Regions from separate parts of the Homo sapiens genome. Here region 1 is linked to region 2. The links are chromatin loops, found by intact Hi-C in ENCODE. Cell type or tissue: sigmoid colon. All regions are shown on one strand. Links, peaks and the distances in the headings refer to the core of each region. The heading gives the core; the rest is flanking DNA. Region 1 overlaps PGM2L1 (phosphoglucomutase 2 like 1). Region 2 has its middle 8.2 kb from the start of RNF169.

The links. A loop is a pair of places that touch in the nucleus more often than their neighbours do. Peaks named below come from ENCODE experiments on the same cell type or tissue, not always from the same donor. Only the 100,000 strongest peaks of a DNase experiment are listed, where the experiment ranks them.
Region 1: a loop joins it to region 2, with 7 times the contacts of the local background. A loop is called at or near these places in 12 of 110 quality-filtered maps.

The regions. Positions count from the first base shown.
Region 1 is chr11:74,382,183-74,394,011 of GRCh38, forward strand. All of the region lies in intron 1 of PGM2L1 (phosphoglucomutase 2 like 1), which reads right to left. Among named protein-coding and RNA genes, the nearest start is that of PGM2L1, 10 kb to the right of the region's middle. In sigmoid colon, for the core only: a CTCF peak has its summit at 6,651; a DNase peak (open chromatin) is centred at 6,679; H3K27ac peaks cover 183 bases.
Region 2 is chr11:74,734,768-74,746,596 of GRCh38, forward strand. It overlaps the pseudogene RPL36AP38 and the pseudogene RPS12P22. Among named protein-coding and RNA genes, the nearest start is that of RNF169, 8.2 kb to the right of the region's middle. In sigmoid colon, for the core only: a CTCF peak has its summit at 5,199 (motif pointing left); a DNase peak (open chromatin) is centred at 5,214.

The sequences.
Region 1 (11,829 bases), core at 2,608-10,607, 350 kb before region 2:
TCAATAATCATTAATTATCTTTCACAGTTTCTATGGGTTAGGAATTCAGAAAGGGCACAGCCAGGATGGCTTGTCTGTGTCCTGCTGTAGGCTTGTCTATCTGGCAGTGATGCTGACTGTAGGCTGGGGCCTAGTGGAGGCCATCAAATGGAACACCTACAGAGGCCACTCCTTGTGGCCTCGGTTTCCTTGCAATGTTGGGTTCCAAAGGCAAGTGTCCCATGAGCAAGCAAGCCAAGTGGAAGTCATATTACCTTTTATGGCCTAGCCCTGAAAGGCAGGTTAGCTTCCACTGCACTGTATTTACTATTTTTATTTTTATTTTTATTTTTTTGAGGCAGAGTATCACTCTGTCACCTAGGCTGGAGTACAGTGGTGCAAACACAGCTCACTGCAGCCTCTGCCTCCCAGGCTCAAGCAATCTTCCTACCTCAGCCTCCCAAGTAACTGGGACTACAGGCATACACCACTGTGCCTGGCTAACTTTTTAATTTTTTGTAGAGATTGGGTCTTGCCATGTTGCCTAGGCTGGGCTTGAACTCCTAGCTTCAGGCAATACTCCCGCCTCAACCTCCCAAAGTGCTGAGATTACAGGCATGAGCCACCGCACCTGCTTTGTACTATATTTCTTTAGACAGTTACAAAAGTCCACCCAGGTTCCAGCAGAGGGAACACAGATCCCACCTTTCAATTGAGGAGTACCAAAGTCACACAATAAGAAGAGCATGTGGAATGGGACATATAGGTGCAGCCGTCTTTAAAAACACAATCTGCTACAGAGGGACTATAAATCAATACAACATCTCAGATGACAATTTGCCAATGTTTTAAGTAGCTTAAATATTAAATAGTCTTTGTTTTAGCAATTCTACTTCTAGAAATTTATCCCAAGGAAATAATCACGGATTCATGTTATGATTTAGTCATAAGGATATTCACTAAAGTAATGTTAATAATAAAAAAGTAAGCAAGCCACATGTTAATAGAAAACTGGTTAAATAAAAAGGCTGATGTAATAATACATTAAAATAATGTATTAAAAAATCACAATAGAATTTTAATATGCAAAAACACTTAGATATATTAAGGGAGTAAGTATATAAACCATACATGCAATACAATTCCAAATTTGTAAAATACACATAAATGCACAGAAAAATAAAACTAAAAAAAAATGTGATTGTTCCTTATATCTTTATAGGGAAGGATTACTTATGTAATCAAGGAGAAAAGTTTACAGAATACAAATTAACCCCAAACTCTTATTTATTTAAAATTTTACTTTATTTTATATTCCAGATACATGTGCCAGTTACATAGGTAAATGTGTGCCATGGTGGTCTGCTGCACCTATCAACCCATCACCTAGGTATTAAGTCCCACATGCATTAGCTATTTATCCTGATGCTCTCCCTCCCCACGCCTCCCAGACAGGCCCCAGTGTGTGTTGTTCCCCTCCCGGTGTCCATGTGTTCTCATTGTTCAGCTCCCACTTGTAAGTGAGAACATGCGGTGTTCGGTTTTCTGTTCCTGTGTTAGTTTGCTGAGGATAATGGCTTCCAGCTCCATCCATGTCCTTACAAAGAACATGATCTCAATCCTTTTTATGTATACATAGTATTCTATGGAGATATATAAATAAATATATATATATATATATAACATTTTCTTTATCCAGTCTATCACCGATGGGTATTTGGGTTGATTCCATGTCTTTGTTATTGTGAATAGTGCTGCAATGAACATACGTGTGCATATATCTTTATAATAGAATGATTTATATTCCTTTGTAACCCCAAACTCTTAACCTGTGGATTAATGTCATTCATCAGTTTAGGAAATTTCATAGTAACTATCTCTTTCCTCTCCTTAAGAGATTCCAATGAATAGCATGTTAGACCTTTTCCTGTATCATCTTATGTCTCGTAGCCTCTCTTTTACTCCCCCACTCCCCCCGCATCCTTTTGTCATTCCATGCTTTGTTCTGACTATTTTTCACTGACCTATCTTGTAGTTTGTTAATTCTCTCTCTGATTCCTCTCTAAAGTGTTGTTAAATTTGTTCATTGAATTCTTAATTTTGGTTATTGTATTTCTTCAGCTTCAGAATTTCTATTTTTAAAAATTTACTTTTTGTATTATTTTCATTTCTCCACCAATTTTTTTAACTTATGAGATTACTCTTACTTCTGCTCTCTGCTCAATTTTAATCTTTTTTAATCTTCTTGATCTTGACAATCTTAGTTATTTTAAAGTCTACATTTGATAAATATAGGAGCCCTTGCCGGTCAGTTTGCATTATCTGTTGTTTCTGCAGGTTCTTGTTTATGTTGACTTGCTTCCTTATATGTTTGGTTATCTTTGACTCTGTACTATTATATTTATATTATTTTTGTAATATTAGGTATTATATTTAAAATATTATTAGTAGGAATAATTTGGAAACTAAGATGAAGCTACCTCCCTCCAGGAAACTTGTTGTTGTTGTTGTTTGTTTGTTTGTTGTTTTGCTTTTCTTAGGCATCTGAAAGCACTAGCAATCTAGGTTCACTTTAATCCAATTTCCAAGCCATCCAAATGACTCAAAACTGGAATATAGTCTGTATGCGGAGTGTTTACTTTGAGTTCACCAGTATTCACAGGGCAGCCCTTTGGACTTCTAACCTAAAGTAAGAGTGTTTTCAGGGTCTCCACCCGCAATAGGGCCTAGATTCCAACTTTTGTCCCGCTATACTAGCAAGGCTAACAAAAAGACTGACAATCTTCTTAGCTGCCTATCCTGATCAATAAATGTGCCCTGGGCAAAAGTGGCCCCCTAAATACTAAACTCAGCTCTCTGAATTTCTGTCTTCTTCTAGATCATGGCCTGGAATTTCCTTCTTCTTCCAAATCTTAAACTGGAAACTCTTGACTAACATTAAATAACACCTTCAAACAGATTTTTAAATCTATATTTTGTCTGTTTTTTCCAGTTGTTGGAGGAAGATTGTCCAAATTACCTCATCTGTCATTTCTAGAAGCAGAAATCTTTCTATCCTACAACACTGCACTATATAGTATGGCTTTACTACACTTAACTTACATGTACTCCACTATATGTATTTAGCCCTGCCTCCTAAATATTAAAATTGTATTTTGTGTATGTGCTCTATTATATATGGCACATTACTACATATGTTACATATTCTCATATATTACTGTGTAAGGATAGATATTTGAAATCATGTATCTTGTAGTTCTTGGACAATTTAAGGGTTTACAAGGGTGATTTTAAAATTTTATACCATTATCATTATTTATTGACTTTGGAATCTAACTCCTAAGTAAGACAAGACTCCATTATACCAGAAATGTTCTCATACGGAAGTTGCCTATTTGGGATACTACAGAACATGTTTTTATTCTGAGTAGGAGCTTAAATAAGATAATATCTATATTTCTGTCAACTGAGATTCCATAGTTTTATGCTTAATTTAACGTATACTCAGACAAAAGATTCATGGCTTGATGTTTAATGCATATTTTGAAATGGCGAAAATACTACCAACAGGAGAACCCTGCCCATCAGCATAAAAACCACCAAGAAAGGAAACAATAATATGCTTTTTCTTTTTCAATAAAGCCCAAATTCCATATTCTTCTGAAATTAGGCTACAATTATGGTCTGACAGCATTTCCCAGAAGTTAAATATCTCTGTATCATGTATATGTCATCTTTACATGTTATAGAAATAATCTAAGGGAAAAAATTATATGCAAAATGATGCTGTCAGCATTATTCAAAATAGTTTTTAAAAATCAGAATACTTTAAGACATCCAGCAAAAAGGAAATGGTTAAATATGATATATTTACCAAGTGAAATACTATGCTGTCAATAAAATTATAATTATGTTCTACGTGATAAAAATTACATATATAAATTCAAAAGACAAACTGAGAAAAAAACATTTGTAATACATGATACATCAAAGACTTATTTCTTTGGCATTAAAACAGGAGAAAAGATTAATAACTCAATAGAAAAGCTAGCAAAAGATATGAATAGTTCATAGAAAAGGAAATACAGCTATCTTTTAAGTATATGAAAATATACAACCTCACTTATAAGAAAAATGGAAATTAAAGCTAAAATAAAATATAGTTTTTATTTTTCACAATGGCAAAGAAAAATATTTGATACTGCATGGTAGAGTCAAGAATTTGAGAAAGCAGGCACTTTTATATATTATTGGTAGAATAATACATTGGTGCACACTCTCTGTAAGGCAATTTGGCAATATCTGTCAAAAAAAAAAACTTTTTTTTTTTTTGAGGTAGGGTCCCACTCTGTCACCCAGGCTGGAGTGCAGTGGTGCCATCACAGCTCACTGCAGCCTCAACCTCCCAGGCTCAAGCAATCTTCCCACCTAAGCCTCCCAAGTAGCTGAGACTATAGGCACATGCCACCATGCCCACCTAATTTTATTTACTTTTTGTAGAGATGAGGTCTCCCTATTTTGCCCAGGCTGGTCTCAAACTCTGGGGCTCAAGCAATCCTCCTGCCCTGGCCTCCCAAAATGCTGGGATTACAGGCATGAGCCACCACACCCAGCCTCCCACAGTTATCTTCATTTAAGTGAAAAACAAAATGATATTTTAACTGAAAAAGAAAATCAAACAAAACCCTAGTATTCCTAGATATGCCTTGGTTACTTTGAGGAAAGGAAGAAGGGAGGAAAATGGAATCAGAGAGGTGGGCATGTGAATTTAAATTATAATTTCTTTCTTTTAAAAGATGTGATTCAAAGTTAGCAAAATATATGATTTAACGAAATGGGAACTATCATTTTCTGTCTTTTTAAAAAGAAGACAGAGATCAATTTGCTAGTGAGTCTTATGGCTTCTTTTCCTGATTTTCTCACAAAGCAAACATCCTTATGTAAAACTTTTATATCTACATTTCTATGAGAGTTTCCAGGATCCCCTCCACAACTCCATTCCATCTCATCCTAATTACATGCTGCAGCCAGATTAATCAGCCAAGAATCAGCAATAGAGTTCAATTCTCATTACATCAAATGTAAAAATTAGAAAGGTTGGGGTCAGATCCCAAAGGGCAAAGGAGTTTGAAACCTTCTTGGATTCAAATAGTCCCCTCTCTCTACACTTCTCTGAGCCTGGGTTTGTGCATAGGCTTAAAAAAATGGAAATAACTACCTCAAACAATCCTTGGGAGAATTAAGAGACTTTCTACATGAAAGCATCTAGTAAGTACCATGTCTGGTACATGATCACTCATAAACACTAGTTTTCCTTCACCTATACTTACTCACCATAGTAGCACAATACATACGCTATACTTAAGAAATCTGTTCATGGTTTCTGCATGCCTCCTGCTCAGTTTCATTTCCCTGATCAGTGTCATTTTCCATTTTATGATTCTACTGTGCCCATTTTAAATTTTTGCCCCATATCCATTATCTATTTGTATCCTACTTACCCTTCAAGTCCCAGCTCAAATTCTACCTCTTACAAAAAATCTTCCTGACTTTGAACTCCTATTGCCCTTAAAAGCCAATGTCAGACAGTTAACCACTTAATTTTTATTTATATTTTAAATTTTACTTTATTATGAATTACAGTAACACATTTCTCTTATTTTAAAAATACTAATAATACAGATAAAGCTGCAGACATCATTGACCATTACTTTCATTCCCAGACCCCACCTTTAGAGGTGCCGCTTACAGCTTGTAATACATTCTTCCAGACCTTTACTACACATCTACATACTTGTAAAATGCAGTTTTGCTTTAACTCTTTTTTTACATATATGGCATCAAATTGTACATGTTGTTCTATAACTTGCTTATTTCATGTATATCTTGCACAGAGGGCCAAATACTGCATGATTTCACTTATATGAGGTATCTAAAATAGTCAAATTCATAGAATTAAAGAGTGGAATGATGGTTGCCAGATGCTGGAAGGGAAGGAGGAATGGAGAGTTGCTAAGCAAGAGGCATAAAGTTGCAGTTAAGCCAGATGAATTCATTATAGAGATATGCTGTGCAGCACTGTACCTACAGTTAACCATACTATATTGAATACTGGAAAATCTGTTAAGAGGGTAAATCTCATGCTAAGTGTTCTTAATATGATAAAATAAAATTAAAAAAAATATAAACCTATACACCTATGTATCTATATCTCTCTTTATATCTATATATCTTGGAGGTCCTTTTAATACATATAGAGCCATGCTATTCTTTTCACTCCAGAGTGTTCCAGTTTATGTCACCATTTATTTATTCATGGACACTTAGGCTTTTCCCTCATTTTTACCTATATAAATAATGAAATATTTCAGAGAGAAAATGACGTGAAAAAATTCTGAAGCAGAAACACAACATAAAACCATTACTTACGTTAAAGAGGTTTTCTAACAAGGTAGACATTAAAATGTCTTTGAATCAGAGAGATATGGTATTTTTCATTTACCATATTATAGTCTTCATACTCTTTAAGGCATTAAATATGACCATTTCCATTGTTTTGTTTGGTAAGATACACTCCTCATTAAATGACTTGGTGTAAAAGATCTCATGAGGATTGGTGACACTATCTCACTGCCTTCCTGTCTATTCTTCACCAGCATAGAACATTTTCTCCATTAACTCCCGATACTAGAGGGCAGCAGCCTCAGTACTAATTAGTAGTAATGCAGACCACAGTTGACTAATGAAAACAATACTCCTTCAGTAAAATCTGCACTAAATTACTAATCAACCTTTTATTTTGAGGGAAAATATTTCTAAAAAGCCAAACAGACATAAATTAGGTAAAAACAGGTTTCTCCATGAGACAAGCCAATTGTGCTGTCTCTCCAAAAGGAAGGATGAAAGAATTCTGATTTAGATTATCCAGGGATTATCATTGAAATCTAAGCTAATGTAACCAGGTGTGATGGCTTGTGCCTGTAGTCCCAGCCACTCCGGAAACTGAGGTGGGAGGATCACTTGAGCCCAGGAGGCTGCAGTGAGCTATGATCACACTGCACTCTAGCCTAGGTGACAGGGTGAGACCCTGTTTCTCTACAAAACAAAACAAAACAAAAACCCTGAGCTAATGAAATATAATAAGATGTATATTCTTTTGTTAATTCAATGTATCTCACAAGTAAAACCTGGAAGAATCAAATGATGATAAATTCCTTTTTATTAGATTATCCATATTCTTTGATTTTTTTAAATAAGAGGAGAGGAAGAGACAGGAAAAATACTTTTTTAAAAATTTATTTTTTTTGAGATGGAGTCTCGCTCTGTCACCCAGGCTGGAGTGCAGTGGCGCGATCTTGGCTCACTGCAGCCTCCGCCTCCCGGGTTCCAGTGATTCTCCTGCCTGTCTCCTGGGTAGCTGGGATTACAGGCAAGTGCCATCACGCCCAGCTAATTTTTTGTATTTTTAACAGAGATGGGGGTTTCACCATGTTGGCCAGGCTGGTCTCGAACTCCTGACCTCAGGTGATCCGCCTGCCTTGGCCTCCCAAAGTGCTAGGATTACAGACGTGAGCCACTGCGCCCGACCGGGAAAATAATTTTAGATCAAAGACATATCCGAATAGGTTTCTAACGGCCTTGTAGAAAACTTGAAGGAACTGGCCGGGTGCGGTGGCTCACGCCTGTAATCCCAGCACTTTGTGAGGCCGAGGCGGGCGGATCACGAGGTCAGGATATCGAGACCATCCTGGCTAACATGGTGAAACCCCGTCCCTACTAAAAATACAAAAAAAAAAAAAAAAAAAAAATTAGCCAGGCGTGGTGACGGGCGCCTGTAGTCCCAGCTACTCGGGAGGCTGAGGCAGGAGAATGGCGTGAACCCGGGAGGCAGAGCTTGCAGTGAGCCGAGATTGCGCCACTGCACTCCAGCCTGGGCGACAGAGCGAGACTCCGTCTCAAAAAAAAAAAAAGAAAACTTGAAGGAAGTAAACAAACAGCTTTTATGAAAGAAAAAAAAAAAAACAGGGCAAAGAAGTCCCCCAAATAACAAACAGAAGTGCTAGTCTACCTATTTTGAAAACTGTCAGGTGAGACAGGAAGAGCTTTCAAATATGAATCACTCCTTTTCAAATATATCTATGGAAAAATTACTACACTGTGTAGTTTTTCCACACCATCTTCTTTCAGTAAGCAATCTACATTTAAGGTTTCTTCATCTTTTCACAGCTTGATAGCTCATCTCTTTTTGTGGCTTGACAGCTAATTTGTTTTAATCACTGAATAATATTTGATATGCAACAGTTTGCTTATTCATTCACCTATTGAAGGACATCTTAGCTGTTTTCAGTTTCAAGTACATTTTTAATTTGAAGAAATAAAAGTATAAAGATTTTTGGGTCAAGATGAAAGACTTAAACACTTGTCTCCCCTCCCTGAGAACTTATTACAGTGATAGTAAAGGAACGAAAGGACTAAACCTACAATGTAAAAAGAACTGGAGGAAGGGATCAGTGGGTACTGAAGAGTAGATGCAATTTCCACGTACAAAAAGTAGCATGAAACAAAGTGCAATAAGCCCAAACCCAAAATAACTTGATAACATGTACATTTTGTTCTATAATCAAAATGAAATCTTGTCTTCAACATGGATGAACTATGAAGACATTATGCTAAGTGAAATAAGCTAGTCATAGAAAGACAAATATTGTATGATGCCACTTATATGAGGTACCTAGATTAGTCAAATTCATAGAAACAGAAAGCAGAATGGTGGGTGCTAGAGGCTTAGGGGACGAAGAAATGGGGAGTTATTTAATGGGTACAGAAATTCAGTTTAGCAAGATGAAAAAGTTCTGGAGATCTGTTTTTCTTTCCTTAAGATCCATCAATTAATTGTTCAAAATGATGCCCCATTTTAGTTGGCTTCATTTTTAGACCATAACTTAACTTACTCAGCTTTGTCTTTCCTTGCTTATTTGGGTCCTTCATTCTTTCCTTCCCTCCCTCCCTTCCTACTTTCTTCCTGTTTTCCTCCTCCCTCCCTCCCTTCCTTGGGTAACTGCTTTTTCTTTTCTGTTCTTTTTTTTTTTAATGTTGTTGACCAGAAACAACACGCCATCTTCACCATATTACTAACATCTTCCAGCTTTTTACTATTTATGGCATAGATGCTGAATTCTTTTTCAAGATATATTTCTGGAACCCCAGTGTGGATCAGTACACTATTTTCATCTAGGATTTCTTTACATTGGATTTCTGGGGAAGTTACTCCACATCAACTTCCTCATATTTCCTATTTCCTTTTGCTATGTTTCCTCAACTTTAACGTCTATATTTTCTATTGCATTTGGCAGGGGTGGGGTGTAACGTTTTTTTCTTAATTTCCAAGAGCTCATTATTGTTTCCTGTTCCTTTTTCATAGCATATTTCCTTATTTGATGGAATAATTGTCTTATTTAATCAAAAAACATTAAGTTCTTGTGTTCCCTGACTTAACTCAGTTTTTTTCCTGTATCCATTGCTTTACTTATTTTTCATGCAGCTTATTTCCTTTTTATAGTTTGATCGTTAGTTAGTTATTAACATCAATAGATTTTTAGCCGCTGGTACCCAACATTCTGTTTTCTGTTTCTGTGTATTTGACTACGCTAGGTACCTTATATAAGCTGGTATGGGTTTTCTCTGTTTTCATGTATACAATATGTTTTCTGCCAGTCTCCTCTTAAATAGAATGGCCAGTTGGAAGCCCTGTTTGTTAGTTGCACTTATTGTCCTGCAAACTTTGCTAGCATTAATTATATTGTTTAAACTTTTGAAATAACTAATGCTAATAGCATAACTATCAAAATTTAGGAGACATAGAGAATAGTGAGTGAATTCCCATTTTTTATAGCACAGGGATATATTTGACAGATAATATCTAAAGCTTTAAAATACATCAAGAAATAGTGCTTCTAGTATATTACTTAGTCTTTTCATGGTAACCACAAAAATAACTAAAAAGAAACTTAAAATGACTTATAAGGAGCAAACTGAGGAAAAGAAGAGGCAGTTAGGATCATTGTTTTCCATTATAATCCCTTCTGTACTATTTTTTAAAATCATAAGCATGTATTTCTTCAAAAAAAATAAATTGCAAATAAAATGATGAAAACAGGAGAAAATGTAGGAAATTTGGAAGTATAAAGAAAAAAATGAATTTGAATTCTAAAAAGAAAAATTCAAATATTCATTTATATGTACTAAATTTCTTGGACAGAAGGAGAATACTGTGTTGCCAAGGAGACCAAAGCAACTGTTCAGCTCTTAAAAAAAAAAAATCCATGGCAATTTATTCTGCATAATATTACATCCTACTCCAGCTTTATAAAAGCCAATAAAATAGTTTTTTTTTTTTTGAGACGGAGTCTGGCTCTGTCGCCCAGGCTGGAGTGCAGTGGCGCGATGTCGGCTCCCCTGCAAGCTCCGCCTCCCGGATTCACGCCATTCTCCTGCCTCAGCCTCCCGAGTAGCTGGGACTACAGGTGCCCGCCACCTCGCCCGGCTAATTTTTTGTATTTTAGTAGAGACGGGGCTTCACCATGTTAGCCAGGATGGTCTCGATCTCCTGACCTTGTGATCCGCCCGCCTCGGCCTCCCAAAGTGTTGGGATTAGAGGCGTGAGCCACTGCGCCCGGCCAGCCAATAAAACAGTTTTAATGAGGGCCTTGAAACTTAGTTTATGTTGTCACTAACATTTATTAAACATTTGGTTTATGGAGTCTACCCTAGTGATAAGAATACAGTAAAAGTCAGATGACCTAGGTTTGAGTCCCAATTTTACCACTTAAAAGCCGTATCTCCTTTAGCAAGTCACTTTTCTTTTATGAGCTTAAGTTTCTTTACTTGCAAAATTGGGGATAACTACTACCTGCCTAACACACTGTTGCTATGAATAGCAAATGAGACTTAACAGCATTTTACCAAAGTTGAAACACTACAAAAATAAATTCAAGGAATAAGGACTAGCATTTCCCAAAAGTAATAAAGCCATATGTGTATACTGTGTACTCTTCATTGATTAAATGCCAAATTCAGTATTAGAAAAATGTGAACAAAAAATGTTATATAAACTAGTATTATAAAAATTGGATTGAACTAGGTGGCAGATCCAAGCTCCCATCTAAGCTCCCCAACTGGATAATGTCCACAATTTCTTTGGGTCTCTACGCAATGACCCTGGAGTAGACCACCTTTGTACAGGTATGTCATAGGTGTATTTCCCATCACATAATGATGACTTAAAAGGAAATTCACTCACCATCTTTTCTATCTGGGCTACATTAGGAGGCACAGAAAATCATGTGAGTGACATTGGAAAAAAAACTTCTACCATTAGACTAATGTGTGAATCACTGGCTTAGATTGAAGTATTTTATTTCCATTTTCAGGCTTTTTATAAGCCTACGCTACCTTGAACTTTACATGATACTCTTTCTCAACGCAGACCTACATTCTGAGACCACAGTGCTCTACTTGCTATTTCTTAAAATGCCGTGGCCAATTCCTGCCTCCACATCGTTGTTGATATATAGGAAGTTCAACACCTTTGTGACAGCTGCTATAGCAGGCTGAGCAGCTCTAGCCTGTGTCCCAGCTCTATTCCCCATCCAGCCACTGACCCCATCCACTTTGCCAGTGCCTAACATCTTACATATAGGACTGCTTTTAAAAAGAAAATTCACAATGGATAAAGAACAGGACATATTATAATGAGAGAACCTGCTTCTGGGCCAGCAAAACTGGTCTATAATTTGACAGAATGTAAGAAAGCACTGAAAAAAAAAAAACTAGGAAGGAGGTGAGTGACTT
Region 2 (11,829 bases), core at 1,846-9,845:
TATATTAAACTGAAATCTGATTCTCTGTGACTGCCTGTGTTGCCCCTCACTCTGTCCCCAGGGCTATACAGAACAAGCCAAGTCCTTTTGTCTTTTGAGAGCTCTCTAGAGATTTGGGGCAGAGAACCCCTCTTCCATACCTTCACCTTTACCAGTCTGGGTCCCGGGACCCCTCATGCCATATTAAACATTGTCTTCAAATGTGCCAAGCTCTTGGGCCTCCATGACTCTGCAAACACTGTTTCTTCGCCCTGGAATGCCCTCTCTGTACTCACTTTGATTTGTCTGGCAAGCTTACTTATTTTTCAAGGGTTAAGGTAATTGCTAACTCCTTCACTCATGCAACAATTATTGAGTGCAAATTCTGGGCCAGACATAGTGCTAGGTGCTAGGGACACAGTGGAGAACAAGACAGACACCGACACTTGTATTCTAGGTGCTCTGAATCCTCTTTGCTGGTCTCTGAGTTAGCTCCGTTCTGCTCCATACTTCTTTGTTATAGCACTTACTACATTGTATTTTCAATAGGTTTTGTGTCACCTCCTCTATAGTGAGTTCTTTGAGAACATAGACTACTATTTAATATCTTCCCTAGCCTTCAACACACAGCTTTGCACATATTTGCTGCTAAATAAAGGTTTGTTGAATAATATCCTAGTTCCTTCAAACAGTCCTCATGTGACATGCTATTTGTGACTAAAAGGCCACCTCCTCCGCCACAGGTTGCTTAATTATGTAAAATTACCATAGCGATAAGGATCATAGGGATCAGTGTCAAGGAGAGACTTAGCCTAGTCCGCTTAATTCTGTCCATAAGATTCTAAAAGAAGATTCACCACAAGAAGATTACATAATAGAGACTCTACACCAGTGGTGTGCTGGTAAATGTTTAACAACTGGTTCTCCAGGGGAAAAAAAGTGTTGTTTTTTACAGTTGCCAATGTCTGTGGTGTAAATACTCCCACTGTGGCCAATTCATGCTACCAATGTGACATCACTGAAAGCGCAGTGGAGAAGAGAGGCACAGTGAAATACCGTTATACAGTATTTCCTCCCTATCGACATAGTAGATGTAAATAACCTCAAGAACATTGAGAGTAGTAATTAGGAAGTGATGACTCAGTTTTTATTACCTCTGTTTTAAGTGTAACTTATTTAATTATACGTTATGTTATTTAATTTTTAGGAATGATTGTGTTCAATAACCAGCTTGCAACATTTCTGAAAATTTAACCCCTGGCTCTCCTTAGCTGGTAAAAGCCCCCTCTAGTACGCTGCTTTTACATGATTAGGTGCTGAAATGCAATGAACAAATAGCCTCTTTAAAGCTGAGTTCAGCCAGTGGTGGTGGCATGTCTGTAGTCCCAGCTTCTCTGGAGGCTGACGTGGGAGGATCACTTTGAGACCAGCCTGGGCAACATTGTGAAACCCTATACCATTTAAATAAATAAATAAATAAATAAATAAATAAATAAAGCTGAGTCCAATTTATTTACATTAGGAGGAAAGTCTTATTTAAAGGACCTTCACAGTTAATTTATTTGTGAACAATTCCTACCCTACTCTCACCCCTCAACTGGGTCAGTTACTCACCTATATAACAAACATTTATTTAGAACCTACTATCATTTTTGTATTTATTTGGCTCTCCAGATGTTGTGCATATAGTTGGCCTAAATAAAAATGTCTGTAGAATGGATGAATGAATCCTCAGCACCTGAAATAGTGCCTGATGCATTGTGGGTGCTCGATCAGTATCTATGTGAGTGAATGGATCTTCTTAAAGTGAGGCTCATCCGTATTTACATAGGTTTCCATATGGCTATGTGAATATTCCCAAGTCTTTTTTCTCCCTCATTGAGCCCTCTGTTCCCAGGACAATCTGTACACAGCAAGAGGAGGAAGTATCAGGAAACCAGAATGGGGAACACATAGCCCTTAATGTCAGAGAGCCCTCATGAGGAAAACTGAGTGGGGACATGGTGTCTTCAGCAGAAGACATGGAGTGGGATCATCATTCTTCTAGAGTCTTAAGCCCTGCCACTGGCCAGAGGCCTCCTCTACTGGGGCATCCTCACTTACCAAGTATCAAAGAGAGTGGACCTTGTTCTCTCACCTCCTCCACATTCAGGGGACTTTAGAAAAGCAGTTTGTTCTCAGAGACTTCTTTCAATAGGTCTGTGAGGATGCAGTTAGAGCACCAGAAAACAGTGCCATACAACTTGGGTCACGCAGTTGGAAGGTGGCAGGCACTGTGTCCACCTAAAGGTGGGAATGAAGAGCCACTAGAATTATCTTTTAAAAATGTAAATCAGGCCAGGCGTCATATGTCATGCCTGTAATCCCAGCACTTTGGGAGGCTGAGGTGGGAGGATTGCTTGAGCCCAGGAGTTTGAGACCAGCCTGGGCAACAAAATGAGACCCTGTCCCTACAAAAAACTTAAAAATTAGCTGGGCATGATGGTGTGTACCTGTAGTCCCAGCTACCTGGGAGGCTGAGGCAGGAGTATTGCTTGAGCCTGGGAGGTCAAGGCTGCAGTGAGCCATGATTGCACCACTGCACTCCAGCCCGGATGACAGGGTGAGACCCCATCTCTGAAAAAAAAAAAAAAAAAAAAGAAAGAAAAGAAAAGTAAATTAGTGAAGTCCCTTCTTTGCTTAAAACCTCTCCATTGCACTTAGAATAAAATCCAAAGGGTGGGTGCAGTGGCTCACACCTGTAATCCCAGCACTTTGGGAGGCCAAGGTGGGAGGATCACTTGAGTCCAGGAGTTTGTGACCAGCCTGGCCAACATCATGAGATCTCATTTCTACAAAAAATTAAAAAATTAGCCAAGCGTAGTGGCACAAGCCTGTAGTCCTAGCTGCTCTGGAGGCTGAGGTGGGAGGATTGATTGAGCCTGGGAGGTGGAGGCTGCAGTGAGCCAACATCGCACCACTGTATTCCAGCCTGGACAACAGAGCAAGGCACTGTCTCTAAATAAATAAATAAGAATAAAATCCAAATCATTTGCCAAATATGTAAAGCCTTCCATGCCCTGGCCCTGTCTACACTCTGACTTCAGACCACTCTCCCTGTGCTCACTATGCTCTAGTACACGGGCCTTCTTTCTGTCCCTGGGATACATCAAGCTGCCTGGTCCCTCCTCAGGGATTTTGCCCTTGCTAGTTCTCCTGCTTGGAATGCTCTTCCCTCAACCTTTTCTACAGATAATACTTCATTCAGCTCAAATGTCACTTCTTTAGTGATGTTTCCCTGGTCCAATCTATGTAATGATGCCTGCTTTTGAGTAATTTTCTATCTTATTGCCTTGTTTTCTTTCCTTTCTTATCATTCTCTGAAACATATTTTTCACTTGTATATTATCTGTCTCCCTCATGAGCACAAAAGCTCTGCAACAGCCTAGACTTTAATTTTTTTTGTTTTATTTTCTATTTTTTTTTTTTTTTAAAGACAAAGACAGCATCTCGCTATGTTGCTCAGTCTGGTCTCAAACTCCTGGGCTCAAGCCATCCTTCTGTCTTGACATCCCAAAGTGCTGGGACCACAGGTGTGAGACACTGCGTCTGGCTGTGGACTTTAATTTTTGATCACTGCTATATCCCTAGCTCCTGGAACAATGCCTAATACATAACAGATTTTTTTGTATGTGTGTGTGAACCTAACTTCAATATTTTATTGTCTTCACAATTAAAAAAAAGATGAAGCTTTGAACTAGGTCACTTGGCCCTTTTCTTCCTATCTCCCGCCAGTTTAAAATGCTTGCATCTCTTAATAGTCAGCCTTCTCTTAGCTCTGCAATTGGGCTCAATGCACTCAAGGCTCAGCACAGTCTTTTTTGTGGTTTTAACCTTTTTCTGGAAAATTGGCTTAGTCTGCCCACCCTAGCCACTCTGCTTCTTGTTATAATGCTGCTTTCCCTGGACATACAGTGGATCCTTACCCTTCTTGTACTGCGTCAGTTTGTGGGGTTGGTGCTTGCCTCACTTCTTACGGAAAGTCTGGCAGGTTTTAGGAATGTTCACCATGTTTGTAGGTGTGCTATTGATATAGAAAATGAATTTAAAAAAGAAAGAAAAGAAATGGAGGATGGAATATTTATCTGTGTTATCTGATTCATATGAGTAATGAACCCTAGATTCAAGACCCCAAATCCTTGGAATTCACCCACATTAGTATTTTCATCATCATTATTATTCCCCTTACTTTTATTATCATCTCACCACCATCATTATCAATAACAGCACTGCACGGCACATGGGAGTATTTAACGTTGTTGAATGACTGAATAAATGAATAGCAACTTTACAGCTGACCTCGGACTTCCTTTTTAGTCTTATTTACTCCTCCTCCTCTGCTTCAGTCCAACTTCTTATCTATACTGTGTGTAGCTACTCAGAGTCATTTTCACTGAACACATGCCTCCATGCCTCCTTGTGTTGGCTTATTCTGCTATTCTTTCTATTTGTAATTCCCATTTCCCTTCTCTGATGAGTTCTCATTCTTCCTTTAGGACCTAATTCTGTATTTCATCCAGGTACATAGTCACTTCCTCTTCTGTGCCTCCATATTGCCTTTTCTACATCACTGTTAAATGCTCATCTCTTAAATTATAGGTGTTGTTGTATCTGTCTCCCTCCCTAGATAGGGAGTATCATGAGGGCAGAGATGGTATATTTCATCTCTGTGTTATCAGGAACCATTATTGGACTTGCCATATAGCAGTTTAACAATATTTGTTGAAATCTTCCTTTTTGTATTGGGCATACAGGTTGCCTTGCAGAAGAGTGTGCTAGAGGAGAAGATGTACAATGTTGGTCAGAACATGGTCCCTTGCCCCAAGTTCTTACAATCTAATTGGGAGAGAATCTTTTCATAGAGATATAGCATTAAAACTCGATGTATTCTAGAATTAAATATGAGACTGGAGAAAGCTTGGTGTGGAACATGTGTAGAACTGGAGTAGTGAGTCAAAAGATTTGTTTTCTAGTTTCTACTTTACTAGTCACTCACTATGTGGCTTTGGCAAATTATTTCCCCTCTTTAGACCTTGGTTTTCTTCTCTTGAAACAAAAAGGTTTGATTAGAAGCCTTGGATGGTTTTTTAAAGCCAGTTATAGCTCTGACATTCTGATTCTGGAGTTTGGAAACTGGGTGGAGGAGACCGCGTAGGCTCAGTTTGCCCCCTGGTGGTCAAACTGAGCAACATCGCAGACCTAGGAGACGCCTGCAGGCATTTCCCAGGGATGGGATTGCAGAACACAGAGCCAAGTAAACAAAGAACAGTGGGACGATGACCATTCTAGTGCAGAACCCATCAGGTTTCTCGTTGATCACTAGTAGATTGGTATAGAAGCCTGTCTTCCTTCAGGACAAAGGAACTTGGGAGATCATGCTTTCTGTTCTCAGCCTCCAGCTGAACCCATCTCTCCCGTTTCTTTCCAAAGTAGACAAAGTCAATCTCTGAGAGGCTATTTTGTAGCTCCCCTGACTTTTTCTTCTGCTGCAATCACAGTGCTCTCTTCTGAGGCAAATCCTCCATTCTGCTCAATGTAACTATTCGTCTATTTATTTATGACAAGAAGAGGTTTTCACTCTTCTCATTCTTTTCCTGGGACAGGTCCATGACCCACTCCTTCTTGGAGACTTGGACCAAAGTGAAGGTAGTAGGATATCTTTGATGAGACTGGGAAAATAGAGACTCTGTGAGAATAAGAAATGTGATTTACGCTATAAAAGGTGAGCAATACTAGCAGAGAAAGTTTTGTCTTTTAGATATTTCACTCTGAGTGCAGTTGGGTAAGGCCATTTGCCCATTTCTTTTCCCTCTTATTCTCTATATCTTGAACCTAAGGGATTTCTTTTTTAAAAAATTTTTTAATGATAATTAATTCTCATCTTTTTTTATTATTATACTTTAAGCTCTAGGGTACATGTGCACAACGTGCAGGTTTGTTACATATGTATACATGTGCCATGTTGGTGTGCTGCACCTGTTAACTTGTCATTTACATTAGGTATATCTCCTAATGCTATCCCTCTCCCAGCCCCCCACCCCACGACAGGCCCCGGTGTGTGATGTTCCCCACCCTGTGTCCAAGTGTTCTCATTGTTCAATTCCCAACTGTGAGTGAGAACATGTGGTGTTTGGTTTTCTGTCCTTGCGATAGTTTGCTCAGAATGATGGTTTCCAGCTTCATCCATGTCCCTACAAAGGACATGAACTTATCCTTTTTTATGGCTGCATAGTATTCCATGGTGTATATATGCCACATTTTCTTAATCCAGTCTATCATTGATGGACATTTGGGTTGTGAACCTAAAGGATTTCTTAAAGCCACCTCTATCCTCTTAAAAAACAAAAAGAACAACTCTACACTATAAATATATACAATTTCTATTTGTCAATTAAAATTTAAAAAACAGCTGGGCATGGTGGCTCATGCCTGTAATCCCAGCACTTTGGGAGGCCAAGGTGGGCAGATCACGAGGTCAGGAGTTTGAGACCAGCCTAGTCAATGTGGTGAAACCCTGTCTCTACTAAAAACACAAAAAATTAGCCTGGCGTGGGGGCACGCACCTGTAGTCCCAGCTATTCAGGAGGCTGAGGCAGAAGAATCGCTTGAACCCAGGAGGCGGAGGTTGCAGTGAGCCAAGATCATGCCACTGAACTCCAGCCTGGGTGATAGAGCTAGACTTCGTCTCAAAAAGAAAAAAAATTAAAAACAACTAAATCAAAGAGGAAACTAATTGCTTGGAACTTGGGGCCAGAGCCTAGAGGAACAAGAATAGGGGCCCTGAGTGCAGGGAAAAGAGGAAGAAAGACTGAGGCGAGGAGAGGGAGGTGCAGAGAGGAGTAAGACTAGTTGCCAATTCTAAGTGGATTTATAGGCATCTGGAGGGAAAATGTAAAGCAATTAAAGAGGCCAGGCATGGTGGCTCACGCCTGTAATCCCAGCACTTTGGGAGGCCAAAGCCGGCGGATCATGAGGTCAGGAGATCAAGACCATCCTGGCTAATACGGTGAAACCCCTTCTCTACTAAAAATACAGAAAAATTAGCTGGGCATGGTGGTGGGCGCCTGTAGTCACAGCTACTCGGGAGGCTGAGGCAGGAGAATAGTGTGAACCTGGGAGGTGGAGCTTGCAGTGAGCTGAGATGGCGCCATTGCACTCCAGCCTGGGTGACAGAGCAAGACTCCGTCTCAAAAAAAAAAAAAAAAAAAGAAAGAAATTAAAGAACTATTTTGCCCCACCAATGTGCTTTTTTGTTAGTTAGAATATTTTTCTGACAATGAGTACTTTGAAAGTCACTAAACATAAAAGTGTAACTAAGGCGATAACATTCATTCATTCCACAGCAGCTGGAATATGTCAAACACTGTACCTAATGCTGTTCCTGCTCAAACTGGTCAGCATCTAGACTTTGTCTTCCGTGTTTGCTGCTGAATTCTTAGCACTTACATAATCCTGCCACATAGTAGGTGCTCAATAGATATTTGTTGAATGAATGAATGAATGAATGAATGAACATTAGCTGCACCATACTTTCTCCAGTAATATCTCAACTCTGGGGGTGGGATGAAGCCTGCTTAGATTCTTTTTGTTATTCACTGATAATTATAGAATCGAGATTTATCCTTATAGAATACAAATCCAGGCTAGGCATAGTGGCTCACGCCTGTAATCCCAGCACTTCAGGAGGCCAAGGAGAGTGGATCACTTGAGGTCAGGAGTTTGAGACGAGCAGGCTGGCTAACATGGTGAAACCCCGTCTCTACAAAAATACAAAAAAAAAAAAAAAAATTAGCCAGGTGTGGTGGTGCATGCCTGTAGTCCCAGCTACTCAGGAGGCTGAGGCAGGAGACTTGTTTGAACCCAGGAGGTGGAAGTTACAGTGAACCAAGATTGTGCCACTGCACTCTAGCCTGCGTAACAGAGCAAGACTCCATCTCAAACAAACAAACAAAACCAAAACAAAAATCCATATGTACCAATCCCTTGGGCCAAATATTAAATCTTTCAATTACTTTAGGTTTAAATGAGAGAGGTATATGGTTGCTTAGCATGACACTTGGCACGTGGTAGTTGCTCAATAAATTCTAGTTTCTTTTCTTCTCCAGTTTTCTAGTCTCATCTCCAACCTGATGTTCTAGCCACATCAAATTCTTTGTCAGTCCCACACAGGTCCCAAACTTTTATGCCTTTGTGCCTTGGCTCTTATTTTCTCTCTGCTTTCCGTTGTATCCATGTGGTGAACTTCCTTCCCTCAGTCTTTAAAAACGAGCTCAAATGTCCCCTCTTCTGTGAAATCTCCTGAACTTCCTCTCACCTTTGCTCCCTGCTTCCATGGCATTCTGTTTATGTCTGTTGTAGCCCTTGCAATTCTTCTATAACTCTTCTGTTTTCTGCTATATTTTTTTCTACTTTTGCCCTTCTGTTAGGTTTTGACTTTGAGGGGGCAAGGACCAAGTCTTATTTGTATTCATAGAGTGTTTGGAAAGAGTCTGGAGGAGGCTGGGCAGATGACATGACAAACACAGATGGAGGGATTAGATTTGCAAAAGAATTACCTAGGCCGGGCGCAGTGGCTCACGCCTGTAATCCCAGCACTTTGGGAGGCCGAGGCAGGTGGAGGTCAGGAGATGGAGACTATCCTGGCTAACACAGTGAAACCCCATCTCTACTAAAAATACAAAAAATTAGCCGGACATGGTGGCGGGCACCTGTAGTCCCAGCTACTCGGGAGGCTGAGGCAGGAGAATGGCATGAACCCGGGAGGCAGAGCTTGCAGTGAGCCGAGATCGCGCCACTGCACTCCAGCCTGGGCGACAGAGCGAAACTCTGTCTCAAAAAAAAAAAAAAAAAAAAAAAAAAAAAAAAGAATTACTTCTTCCTCTGAAACAAAAGGGAAGGAACTGAAGATGAATAAAAGTAAGAAGGTAGCAAGAATCTTTAAAGCAAAATGGAAGGGGCCAAATCTCAGGGGGAGATCTGACTTGAGGGAGGAAGAGCACAGGAAGAAGATGCTATCCAAAGAGGACAGGTGGCACTGGTGTGGTCTGAGGGGCTTAGCCTTCTCCTTTTTAGATGTGTAAGGTCTCAGGATGGACTCAGCAGCACTTAAGCTGGAAGGAGAGGTCTTGGGCTTGCAGGAAGAAACAGCCTTGTCTCCACCTGGAACTAGGCTGAATGGCCTTGCTCATATCTGAGTCTTTCAGTCCAGCAAGGAGAAGCTGGAGCCATCAGCTAGAGGGAAGTTTTGTAGTGATGTGGATGAGGAGTGAGGAAGGGGTAGTGGTGGGGTGGAACCATGCAGAGCTATCTGGGTAGAGGTGCTATGAGAAGGATGGTAGGGAATTCTGACAGCAATGCAATCCTCAGAAAGCAGCTGGAGGGGAAGCATTGGTACCTGGGGCTGCACTGCCATTTGTTCCAGTTGGCATCGTGCATTAAAGGGAGTCTGTGAATCCTTCTTCCCATGGTGGTCTGTGGTGCAGGTGGGGCCTTAGAGAAAAGCTATTTGGGCTTGTTCTACTCTAGGCTGTTGGCTTAAGCTTCTTGTATCATTTTATAATCTACCAAGCACCCTTGACAACCATTTTTAGGCGACACTTCAAAAACAACAAGCTAATGTCTCAGTTAGAGTACTTTGATGTAAACAACAGAGACTGTGAGTCATTTAAGAAAAAATGAAATTTACTGAAAGGATACAAAGAGTTGACAGGAAAACTGCAGCATCGGATATGGAAAATGGGCTGTAACCTAGGCAGGCTCGGCAACGGGAACCACAGCCAAGTCTGTGTCTCAGGTACAGCCTGGCATGGCCACCCTCATCATGGCAGGGCCACCCCCCTCAAACCCCACCAGGGCCCCACTGCTGTTGCATACCTACTGTCTCTGTTGCTATGAATAATTCTAAAATTGTCTCTATGTTTTCATGTCACTTGCTGAAGATGCCAAGCTCAGAGAATAGTGGCCAGGTGGCTGAGCCTGGGTCATGTGTCACGTCCTAACTGTTAGGGGGCAGGGAGAAGAATATCCCTTCAGGTTCAGCTTCCCTAGCCTCATCAATACTATATAGAATGGGGAATTCCCTAAATAGAAAGGAGGTTTGGGCCAGGCACGGTAGCTCATGCCTGTAATCCCAGCACTTTGAGAGGCCGAGGCAGGTAGATCACTTGGGCTTAAGAGTTCAAGACCAGCCTGAGCAACATGGTGAAACTCTGTCTCTATAAAAAATATAAAAGTTACCTGGGTGTGGTGTTATGTGCCTGTAGTCCCAGCTACTCAGGAGGCTGCGGTGAGAGGATTGCTTGAGCCTGGGAGGCAGAGGTTGCAGTGAGCCGTGATTGCTTACTGCCCTCCAGCCTGGGCAAAAGAATGAGACCCTGTCTCAAAAAAAAAAAAAAAAAAAAAAAAAAGAGAGAAAGAAAGGAAGGAAGGAAGGAAGGAGGGAAGGAAGGAAAGAGGTTTGGATGCATTTTTGTCAGTTTTCAATTTTCATCACAATCCCAGGCTGCTAGGCTTGAAACTTTAGAATCATCCTCATTGTTATTAGCTTCCCACATAGTGAGTGGCTCTCCAGATTTCTTAGGTGTGCCTTGCTCTCTGTCACCACTATTGCTTTTAGTAAGATTACTCAGCAATGGCATAGAGGAGAGAAGAGGCTGGAAATTGGAAGTTGGACTTCTACAATGTTAGTGCTGGAATGGTCCTTTGAATTTATCTATTGTAGTGGTCTTACCTAGGAGTATTCATTAGAATTCTTATGGCACTAAAAAAAAAAATACACAGCCTGGTATCCCCCACCTGGGTTTCTGGGTTCACTAGATCTGAGGTGGGACCTTGATATATACAGGTGTTTCTGAGGTGTGTCCCAGGTTGAGAACTGATGACTTTCTTTTTTTTTTTTTTTTTTTTTTTTGTGAGCCAAAGATTTATTTCTTCATTTCTTGCATTTGAAATACTCTTCGATGACATCCTTGGCCTGAGACTCCTTGCCATAGTCCTTAACTACTACACAACTGTAACCAACCACTTTATGGGGTTTCCCCTCTCTGTCAATTTTACAGAGGCCTACCCATTCTCCTAGTTTCTTGTTGTCATCAACCTTAATTAGGTTGATTTGGTGTTCAGCACAAAGGGCCTCCACCAACTTGACATACATAGGCTCATCACAGTTGGATGCAAGCACACAAAGATGGGCTTGGCGCTTGTCTAAGACTTTGGCAGCTTCGCGAATTCCACGTGCTAGGCCATCGTGGATGAGGGCGGTCTTCAGCACCTCTTGTAAAGCAGTATTAACCTCCATTACACCTCCAGCAGCAATGCCTTCCTCGGCCATGGCAGTGGGTTACGGGTGAACCTGAATCTTGAACGCACCCAAGCCTCCGCCTCCGCGCGACTCGGCGGCAGGAGGGAAAGGGCGAGAACTGATGACTTTCAATACTCTTTTTTTTTTTCGAGATGGAGTCTTGCTCTGTCGCCCAGGCTGGAGAGCAGTGGTGCCATCTCGGCTTACTGCAACCTCCGCCTCCCGGGTTCACGCCATTCTCCTGCCTCAGCCTCCCGAGTAGCTAGGACTACAGGCGCCCGCCACCACGCCCGGCTAATTTTTTGTATTTTTAGTAGAGACGGGGTTTCACCGTGTTAGCCAGGATGGTCTTGGTCTCCTGACCTCGTGATCTGCCTGCCTCGGCCTCCCAGAGTGCTGGGATTACAGGCGTGAGCCACAGCACCAAGCCTTCAATACTCTTGTTTTAAAAATGAGGAGATTGAGGCCCAGAAGGAAGTTAGCTGTTTGAAATCACACAGTGAGTTAGAAGG